2 separate regions of the Homo sapiens genome follow, and region 2 is linked to region 1. The links are chromatin loops, found by intact Hi-C in ENCODE. Cell type or tissue: MCF 10A. All regions are shown on one strand. Links, peaks and the distances in the headings refer to the core of each region. The heading gives the core; the rest is flanking DNA.

Evidence for each region. Peaks named below come from ENCODE experiments on the same cell type or tissue, not always from the same donor. Only the 100,000 strongest peaks of a DNase experiment are listed, where the experiment ranks them.
Region 2: a loop joins it to region 1, with 8 times the contacts of the local background. A loop is called at or near these places in 1 of 110 quality-filtered maps.

Annotation. Positions count from the first base shown.
Region 1 is chr9:105,016,219-105,021,605 of GRCh38, forward strand. No RefSeq gene overlaps it. Among named protein-coding and RNA genes, the nearest start is that of CT70, 27 kb to the left of the region's middle. In MCF 10A, for the core only: no CTCF peak of the experiment used is centred there; no DNase peak of the experiment used is centred there.
Region 2 is chr9:104,958,506-104,963,892 of GRCh38, forward strand. No RefSeq gene overlaps it. Among named protein-coding and RNA genes, the nearest start is that of CT70, 31 kb to the right of the region's middle. In MCF 10A, for the core only: no CTCF peak of the experiment used is centred there; a DNase peak (open chromatin) is centred at 2,916.

The sequences.
Region 1 (5,387 bases), core at 158-5,157:
ACTGTTCCTTGTCTCTCTTTTAGCATCACTCTAATCTCTTACTCCATCATCACATGGCTTTCTTCTCTGTGTGTCTTCACTTATAAGGACACCAAGTCGTTGGGTTCAAGTCTCACCCTAATCCCATATGACCTCATCTTAACTAATTACATCTGTGAAGATGTAGCTTGCTGGGGTTCTTCATGTATAGATTAATATACACTCTTATTAAATATTATTAAATATCTGGCTCCCTTTGCAACTTGATAATCCCTTATCTGGATTCTTGCGACCAAATTATTTAAGATTTAGATTTAGATTTTAGAAAGAAAATATCAGGTATATACCATATATTACATAATACCCCATTAAAATCTGGAACAACACCCCACAATCAAGCACATTACTATTTCTGCAGTCAAGAGTGTGCACATTCATACCAAGTAAGATGAATAAAGACAATACATAATTTCATATTATTTCCAGTTTTTTAAAATTTGGCAGCAAGTTTAGACAAATAAAAATAAAAAGTTTTCAATTTTCAGAGGTTTGGGGATTTCAGAATTGCAGATTCTGTGGTCCTGAATTTGAGCTCATTTTCAGGCCCCAATTTTAAGCCCAAGTCAACAGTCCACTTACTGCGGTAGTCTAAGGCAAATAGTCCAGGTACATCAACTTACAAGTACAAAAGTGGTCACAATATTATTCATATCTGATATCCACCAGCTCCAAAGTTATTTCTACTCATGTAAGTTTTGCAATACATTGCAAAGCTCTCTATTCCTCAGATACTTTTGGAAATGTGCAGGGTCCTATATATATCCACAGAGCCATCCTCGACACTTGCTAGTATAGCTACTGAGCCAGGCATCTCAGCTGAGAATCAGCATGCAGAGGCCTTCCTCTGAGATGATCGTCTGCTCTCCTGAACTGAGGCTGTTCTATGTCCCTGGAATCAGAGGCCATTCCCATCACTGTTGTCTCCCCTGATTCCTCAGTGCCAGTCCCTGGAATATACCCTGAAGTACCCCAATGAGAAGGAAAATGTGGCCCCTTCCTGTGATAAGCTTAGTTAGAGGTTGTCCTACCTATGGCTACCAAACTGTTAGAGAGTTTACTGAAAGAATTCTTCCAGTTTGCTCATATAACCCTTTTTCTCCATGGTTTATACTCATGGTTCAGGGTAGATTGTTTACTGTGTTAGTTTCCTATTGTTGCTCTAACAAATAACCACAAATTTAGTGGCTTAAAAAACACTAGGCCGGGCACGGTGGCTCACACCTGTAATCCTAGCACTTTGGGAGGCTGAGGTGGGCAGATCACCTGAGGTCAGGAGTTCCAGACCTGCCTGACCAAAATGGAGAAACCCCATCTCTACTAAAAATACAAAACTAGCCGGGCATGGTAGTGCATGCCTATAATTCCAGCTATTCAGGATGCTGAGGCAGGAGAATCGCTTGAACCTGGGAGGCAGAGGTTGCGATGAGCCGAGATTGCGCCACCGCACTCCAGCCTGGGCAAGAGCAAAACTCCGTCTCAAAAAACAATCAAACAAAATAAACCACAAACATTATCTTACAGTTTTGGAGGTCAGAAGTTTGAAATGGATTTTAGAGCTAAAATCAAGGAGTCAATAGGGTTTTCCTTTCTAGAGGCCCTGAGGGACTGTTTCTTTACCTTTTCTACCTTCTGGAAGCTGCCCTCATTCCTTGGCTCATGGCTCCTTCCTCCATCTTCAAAGCACATCACTCCAACTTCTGCTTCTATTATCATGTCTCTACTCTCTAAGGACCCTTGTGATTTCTTTAGACTCCCCTTGGAGAATTCAGGATAATCTTCCCATGTCAATGTTCTTAATTTAGTTACATCTGCAAAGTCCCTTTTTCCATGTAAGGTAACATATTTGCAGGTGCTGGGGATTGACATGTGGACATTCTTGGAGGGTCATTATTCTGCCTACCACATGTTTAACTTAAAACCAGCCCTCATGCTCCATGCCAGCTCACTTTGCCACCCATAAAATAAACTCTCCCTCTGTGGTCCATCATGCACCCTGCAATCTCACCTTTAGCCAGTCCACCTCTCTACTCCTCATCATCCCCAATTTATCAGAAATATTTTGTTGAACATAGAAAGGAAAACAACATGATTTCCTAGTCAAATCTTTCCAAATTTTATTAAGATCCTCTTCAAGTTGCCCTTGATTCAGATAATGTTCTCAGATGGAATGGATGAGAATCCTTGACTCTCTCAAACAATGCAGATTAACAATTTTATTTGTCAAACAATTTTAAATTTACAATTGACCCTCACAAAAACCTAATCAATATGAAGAGGGGGAAATGAGAAGTTGCTGTTCAATGGATGTTTTATTCCCATTGAAGTTAAGGAAACTGAGGCTCTGAAACATTAAATCCCTTCATCAAGGTTATATTGCTAGCAATCCATTTTATCCGATGATAAAAAAGCCAAAGGAAGGGCCAGCCATGGTGGCTCACATCTGTAATGCCAGCACTTTGGGAGGCCAAGGCGGGCGGATCACTTGAGGTCAGGAGTTCGAGACCAGCTTGGCCAACATAGTGAAACCCTGTCTCTACTAAAAATACAAAAATTAGCCAAGTGTGGTGGCACGTGCCTATAATCTCAGCTACTAGGGAGGCTGAGGCAGGAGAACCACCTGGACCCAGGAGGCAGAGGTTGCAGTGAGCCAAGATTATGCCACTGCACTCCAGCCTGGGCAACAGAGCAAGATTCTCTGTCAAAAAAAAAAAAAAAAAGCCAAAGGAAAAAAGACAGAACTCACCCAAAAAAGTGTCAAATTATGAAATTAGGATAAAATATATAAATTATATACTATGTATATTAATTATAAATTATAATAAAATATGCATATGGATGTGCTTATATTTGTATTGTACACGTCACACAAGACAACCTTAAGACAATTGAGAATCTAGAGAAACATGATCTCAGGGCCCTCTTGCTGCCCCCAATTTGTCCTTCCTCCACCCACTTCCCCAACCCTTTCTAGCCCTAGCACCCTGCCCTTATCTTGCCCTCTGGCTACTGTGAATCCTTCTAGAAGAACTCTGTGAAATAATAATGTTATCTGAGTCACATATCTAACTTTAATTTTTTCAGTTTTACTTTTTAAAGAGTGAAAAGAGACAGATACAGTTTATTTTAATAATATATTTTATTTAACCCAACGTATCCAAAATATTACCAATTTGACCTGTAGTCAGTATTAAAAATTGTTAAGGAAATATTTCCATTCTCTTCTCATTCTAAGTCTTTATTCAAAACCCAGTGTGTACTTTATATTTATAGCACGTCAGTTTGAACTAGCTGCATTTCTTTTTTTCCTTTTTTTTTTTTTTTGAGACAGAGTCTCGTCCTAGGCTGGAGTGCAATGGCACGATCTCCGCTCACTGCAACCTCCGCCTCCCAGGTTCAAGTGATTCTCCTGCCTCAGCCTCCTGAGTAGCTGGGACTACAGGCACATGCATTTCAAATACTCAGTAGCCACATGTGACCGACAGCTAACCATATTTGTGATTGCAATTCAAGGACCCAAAATATTCCAACTGTCCCTTTTCTCTGTTTTAATCTGACTTCTACCGTTATCTCCCAGTAAAACTCTGGTTCTCTTTTGTCCTAAGATGTCTATTAGTGGCTCTAACAAAAGTGTTTAGTTATTCAATGAATATATGAGTGTTAATAATCTTCTCTTTGGATCAAAAAAAAGTGTAGTCTTCTAAAAATAGAACTACCAGGCCAGGCGTGGTGGCTCATGCCTGTAATCCCAGCACTTTGGGAGGCCGAGGCGGGTGAATCACGTGAGGTCAGGAGTTTGAGACCAGCCTGGCCAACATGGTGAAACAACCTCTCTATTAAATACAAAAAATTAGCCTGGCATGGTGGACCATGCCTGTAATCCTAGCTACTTGGGAAGCTGAGGCAAGAGAATCACTTGAACCTGGGAGGCGGAGGTTGTAGTGAACCAAGATTGCGCCATTGCACTGCAGCCTGGGCAACAAGAGCAAGACTCTGTCTCAAAAAAAAAAAGGCCAGGCACAGCGGCTCACACTTGTAATCCCAGCACTTTGGGAGGCCAGGGTGGGTGAATCACGAGGTCAGGAGTTCGAGACCAGCCTGGCCAACATGGTGAAACCCCGTTTCTACTAAAAATACAAAAATTAGCTGGGCGTGGTGGTGGGTGCCTGTAATCCCAGCTACTTGGAGGCTGAGGCAGGAGAATCACTTGACCCCAGGAGGCAGAGGTTGCAGTGAGCCGAGATCATGCCACTGCACACCAGCCTGGGCGACAGAGCTAGACTCCTTCTCAAAAGAAAAAAAAAAATAGAACTACCATTCAACCCAGCAATCCCATTACTGGGTAGATACCCCAAAGGAAAACAAATCATTCCACCAAAAAGACACATGCACCCGTATGTTCATCGCAGCACTATTTACAATAGCAAAGACATGGAATCAACCTAGGTGCTCATCAATAGTGACCTGGATAAAGGAAATGTGGTACATATACATCATGGAATACTACACAGACATAAAAAAGAACAAAATCATGTCCTTTGCAGCAATATGGATGCAACTGGAGGCCATTATCCTAAGCAAACTAACATAGAAATATAAAACCAAATACCACATATTCTCTAAGTGGGAGCTAAACGTTGGGTACTCGTGGACATGATGATGGAAACAACACACTGGAGAATACCAGAGGGAGGAGGTAGTGAAGAGAGCAAGAGTTGAAAAACTACCTATTGGATACCATGCTCACTACTTGGATGACGGGTTCAATCATACTCCAAACCTCAGCATCATGCAGTATACCTTTGTAACAAACCTGCGTATGTGCCCCCTGAATCTAAAATAAAAGTTGAAAAAAAAAATGTGTGTTCTTGTCCATTTAGTCTCTCTCTCTCTTGGCTGGGGTAGTTCCCTGAATTTTGAGATGCAGAATCTATAGAATGAGTAGAGACATAAGAAGCAGGGGAAGAATTTAACGAGATACCCAGTTTTATAAGAGATCAAGTTTTTCATAAGAGCTGGGCTATAGTAGAAAAGGAGACAGAAGAAAATGGACGGTGAGGACATTATGCTAAGAGTAATCAGTCAGTCGCAGAAGGACAAATACTGCATGGTTCCACTTACATGAGGCATCTAAAGTAGCCAAACTCATAGAAGCAAAAACAGACAGTAAAATGGTGGGGGAGAGGGAAAGTGGGGAGTTGCTGTTCAGTGGGTTTCAATAACGCAAGATGAAAAGGTTCTAGAGAGCGGCTGTACAACACTGCACCTATGGTTAACGATAACGTGCTATACACTTAAAAACTGAAGAGGGTAGATCTCATATTATGAGGGGTTTTCTTGTTTGTTTTTTG
Region 2 (5,387 bases), core at 93-5,092, 58 kb before region 1:
CTAGATCATGAAGATAAGAGCAGAAAGAGTGTTGGAAATTAAAACAACTAACTCCTGCTGCACCTTGAGCTGGTCTGCCTGCCTCAATGAAGCAGGCAGTTGAATTTGTGTGTGCATCCAAACAAACCCACATGCATTGGTTTTCCCTTGCATGCCTTGCAATTTCATGTTTCAAGAATTTTATATTCCTTTATGTAGGAAGCTGACAATCACAAAGGAGTGTCCTTAGAGTTTTTTCTAATTTTTATGTGCCTAACTATGCTTCATCCCACTCCCTTTTTATCTTCTCTCTTTCAGAAAAATTCTAATTGGACACCATGGAGTGAGTTTTCCTCTCTAGTTCAGATTATATTTACAAAATTGCTAGAAAAACACCAACATTGCCTCACCCCCAGACAAAATATTACAAAGCAATCTCCTCTGTACAGCCAAATTACTGTCATGATCACACAGGAAACAAATGCAAAGTTACCCTCTCTTCTTCTCAAATTCTTAAGCAATTGAGGGCAAGGACCAAGAGAAAGAAAAACAAAAGTTGCTTTGATTGGGAAAAATATTTTGAGAAGTATTACGATGTGAGGTGTCTGACATAGTAAATTTTACTTAACCAGAATATTCAGGGAATGGGGCTCTAGTATTTGTTTTTGCTTGTTTACTTGCTTTTGTTTTAAATTCCCTAATGTAAAAGATGCTGTGTTACTACATGATTCCATTTTCATGTTATTCTGGAAAAGGCAAAGCTAAAGAGTCAGAGGATAGATCAGTGGTTTCCAGGGTTTAAAGGTGAGAGGAAGCGTTGACTACAAAGAGACAGCACAAGGGTGCTTTTTCGGGTGTGGAGCAATTCCGCATTTTAATTTTGGTGGTGATTCCATGAGTGTATGTATGTTTCAAAGCACGTGGAAATACACAGTAAAAAGAGTGAATTTTTCTGTAATAAAATTAAAAATAAACAACTGCAGTAAAATATTAAGTTGTGTGATGAAGAAGGAAGACTACTGAATCGCGATTTAAGTGACCTAAGGTGACTCCTGCTAGCTACATCCCCCTTTCTAGCACTAAAGACAAACGTACTTTTGCTTTTATTCTTATTACTAGAAATCTTTCTAATTTTACTTTAGGATATGCGCCTACCATAGGAAGTAGAACATTCAAGACGAAAACATCAACTGTCCTTGGTGTTTCAGTCTTCGGGACCTCTTTGTCACATTCTGGGATACAGAAGGTAACTACCAGCATGGGACCTCCCCATCTGAATGCTCACCCTTCCCTGTCCTTCCCTGGTGCTTTCCACCTCCACAAGCTATCATATTTTATAGATTTACCAAAGTCTTAATGCATTTAATTATTTACACATTTTATTGTACGCAAAATTAACAATTACATTCTTAGATGCACTGAATGAGTTCAACAATCAAGCACTTGAGAGAGCAACATACGGTTCTGTGATTGGATTTAGCAACACAGAGACATTTATACTGAATTGTCCTCCTGCCCATATTCTCTGCAACTCTCAGCTCTGCCTGTTTCCTGTAAACAGCTTTTATGCTAGAGCAGGCATCTCCAACAGTGAATCAAGAGAAATCCTTCTATCAGACAGTCATGCATTGTTAACTATCATGCACTGAGGTGTTCTTTGTTAGAAAAATATTTCTTGTATGCTTTTACAGGTTCATGAATGATATATCCTCAGCATTTCTATATAATTAGTCCCAGGGTATTTTTACATATCTCATTCCCAATTCGTCTTCCATTTCATCAGTGTTCTCTGTCTTTAGACTTGGTCTCCTCAAGTCTCCGTTCTGTTTCACTAGCTTGTCTTGTATGATTTTTTAGGGCTCATTGACACAGTTAAGCCATTTTTGCTTCTTATAACTTTTGACTAAGTAAACTGGTACACAATCACTTGATGATAGCACATTGATTGATGACAGTTATCAAGTGAAAAATTTGCCCAGCAGAACCTTAGTGCAGTGTGTCTAAGCATTTTAAAGATAGATAGATAGATAGATAGATAGATAGATAGATACATACATACATAGATACATAGATACATAGATACATAGATTAGATAGATAGATAGATAGATAGATAGATAGATAGATAGATAGATAGATAGATAGATAGATAGATAAACAATATCTTTCACATTTCATTTGTTTCTGGTGATACCCAAGTTCCAGAGTTTCTAGCAGAGACTGTAGATCTATACAAAATGGGGAGGAAAAGTCTTCCAGTCAGAAGTTATCCCTGACTCCTCCTTCTCCATCACCCTTCACCTCCTACTGGTTGCCACCTCTTGTCAGCTCCCTCACTTCTCTGCATCACTCTGGCCCTGCCCTCCTGGAAAAGGCTTCGACCCTCTCTATTCCTGGACCACAGCCATTTGCCTATGGCTGTGGAAAGTACTCAGTAAATATTGGCTGGCTGGCTGGCTGGCTGGCTGGCTGCATAAAAGGATGGAGGAAAGGGAAGGAAGGAAGGAAGGTAGGAAGGAAGGAAAGGAAGGAAGAAAGGAAGGAACGAAGGAAGGAAAGGAGGGAGGGAGGGAGGGAAAATGGAAACAAGAAAAAAAGAAAAAGAAAAAAAGGAATAGTTCTTTTTGATACCATGTGGATAGAGTACTTGGAAATCAGAAATGACCAGGCTATGAAGCATCTAATTTCCCAGCTCTCTGGATAGGAGAATGAGCCCAAAGAAATAATTTTTGCCCACCCCAAGGGTTCCCACTATCCATATGGATAGTCAGCATTTGGTGATTAACGATATTTCACATCCCACCAACAAAAAGTAGAGAAAAAAATCAATCTCTCACATGGTCCTCTGGGAAGGTGGTGAGGCGTTGGTGCCTCTTACTGGCAGACTCCGCCCACCTCCATACTCACAGCTCCCTATATAGCCCTCATGCATATGGCTGCATGAGTCATCCTGACCCTTAGTAACCTTTGTTGCCTGATTTCCTGTTCTTTCAAATGAGAAAGCTCTACTACATCATTTCTCGGAGAGACCTAAGTCCTCACCTGCCTGGGAGTCTGAAACCTCTGCCCTGGAAAGCCATGCTAGCCAAAAATCAGCAGCCAGGGCTATACATTGATAAACTAACTAAAGTAACAAGGTTTAAGCGAGAAATTCACTCTTAAAACATCGCTCTTTGTTGGTAGAAATGGAGCCCCTCACATAAAAGTATGTTGATCATAGTTCTGTTAACTAAGAACTTTTTTTTTTTCTAAACTGCTGCTGTTTATTCCAGTGGTATGATAATAGAACTTGATCATGTTTATACAGGTCAATGTTTTTTGGCGTTACTTCATATGGGAGTAAGCCCCATAAAGTGAATTCAAGTGTGTGTGGGTGGATGTTATTAGCTGCTGACACTGCCTTGAAGATTTTCTGTTTGCTGCAGCTCTACACCATGGTGTAAAGATGGACCACTTTTCCCTTCTCCGGGTGTGAGGCAATTGAAATAGGCTGTATCTGGCTTTTTGCCTCACAGAGAATCTTGTGTGTAAACCAGCTGAGAAGGTGAAAAGTCAATTGCCCATGGCCAAAAGCTAAGCAGGCTTTCCTTAAAGACAGAGAAACTCTTTCCTACCACCTTCAGCCAAGGCATGAACGGGGTTATAGTCCTGGCCTCAAACAGTTCCAACAATTTAAAGGTTATAAAACGATTAGCAAAAACAGTATGGCCAAAGAGGAAGACTGAAAAGCTTATACAACTCTAGGCTCTATCAGGTAAAGATGGTGTCTTTTTTAAAACCTACTCATAGGCTGGGCGTGATGGCTCACGCCTGTAATCCTAGCACTTTGGGAGGCCAAGGTGGGCAGATTGCCTGAGCTCAGGAGTTCAAGACCAACCTGGGCAACACGTTGAAACCCCGTCCCTACTAAAAATACAAAAAATTAGCCGGGCGTGGAGGCATGCACCTGTAGTCCCAGCTACTCAGGAGGCTCAGGCAGGAGAATTGCTTGAACCTGGAAGGTGGAGGCTGCAGTGAGCCGAGATCACACCACTGCACTCCAGCCTGGGCGGCAGAGAGAGACTCGGTCTCAAATAAAATAAAATAAAATAAAGTAAAATAAAATAAAATAAAATAAAACCTACTCATTAGGTGCTCAGTAGAGTAGTGTGCAAATGTGGGTTCCTAATTAATAAGTCTTGTTTGCTGATAAATGGAAAGGCATTCTCATACACATTATTGAGAACCCAGGAGGACTTGTGATTCAAGGTATAAAGTCGAAGGTGGAAACCAGAAAACAAGTCCTATGTGTTCTTGTTACGAAAAAAAAAAAAGACACATTTTTCAATAGCCAATTATTATAGTGACAATGTGTTACTAAAATAATAAGAAAACAAGGGTTAAAACTTTTCAGCAGAACTGGATTTTCAGTTAAATAGCTTTAATATAGCAAAATACAATATGTTCTCTGCAGGTGGATCTCTTGCTGTTTCAATCCTTTAAAAAAGGTACAAAAAACATCTTTTCTAAAACTGAAAACTGATTGCAAGGGAGAGAAGAGACTCTCGTGTAAGAATTTGGCTCACCTGCCAACTCACTGGTATATATAATTCCAATAGATTAATCTGGCGTTTTGATTTGAAGACGCGAATGGAGAGATGTGTTTAGTGCTTACAATTGCACCTTCTCTCTGCATTCACCATAGACCTGTAGTAGAAAGCCATGCCCTCAGCCTGCACCTGCTCCACTCCTAGAGTAAGAATTTTTTGGCCAAATTTAGGACAGTTAGTGTCAGCTAACCATGTTGTCTCCACTAGTCCCACTGTGTTGCAGGAATGTGGAGACACAAAGCTGCGCAGATGGCTGTCAGCAAGATCCTACCTGCTTTAGTTCTCAGTGCCAAGGAGATCCTATAGTGAGTGATGGCTCATAGGATTGAATTATAAGATAAACTCAGAAAGTTATTTGAAAATGTTAAGTGTGGCTGGGTGCGGTGACTCACGCCTATAATCTCGGCACTTTGGGAGGCTGAGGCAGGCAGATCACCTGAGGTTGAGAGTTCGAGACCAGCCTGAGCAACATGGAGAAACCCCGTCTCTACTAAAAATTCAAAATTAGCCAGGCGTGGTGGCACAATGCCTGTAATCCCAGTTACTCGGGAGGCTGAGTAGGAGCAGGAGAATTGCTTGAACCCAGGAGGTGGAGGTTGCAGTGAGCTGAGATAGTGCCATTGTACTCCAGCCTGGGCAACAAGAGAGAAACTCCATCTTAAAAAAAAAAGAAAGAAAGAAAATGTAAGTGTAACTTCAGTTCCCCAAACTGGTCCGTCTTTTCCTTCCTTTTTTTTCTTTTTGATGGACAATTTCAAGAAATAAAGAAATAAAATGTTACAGACATGTTTGAAGTTCCTTCCAATTTTATTTCCTTCCT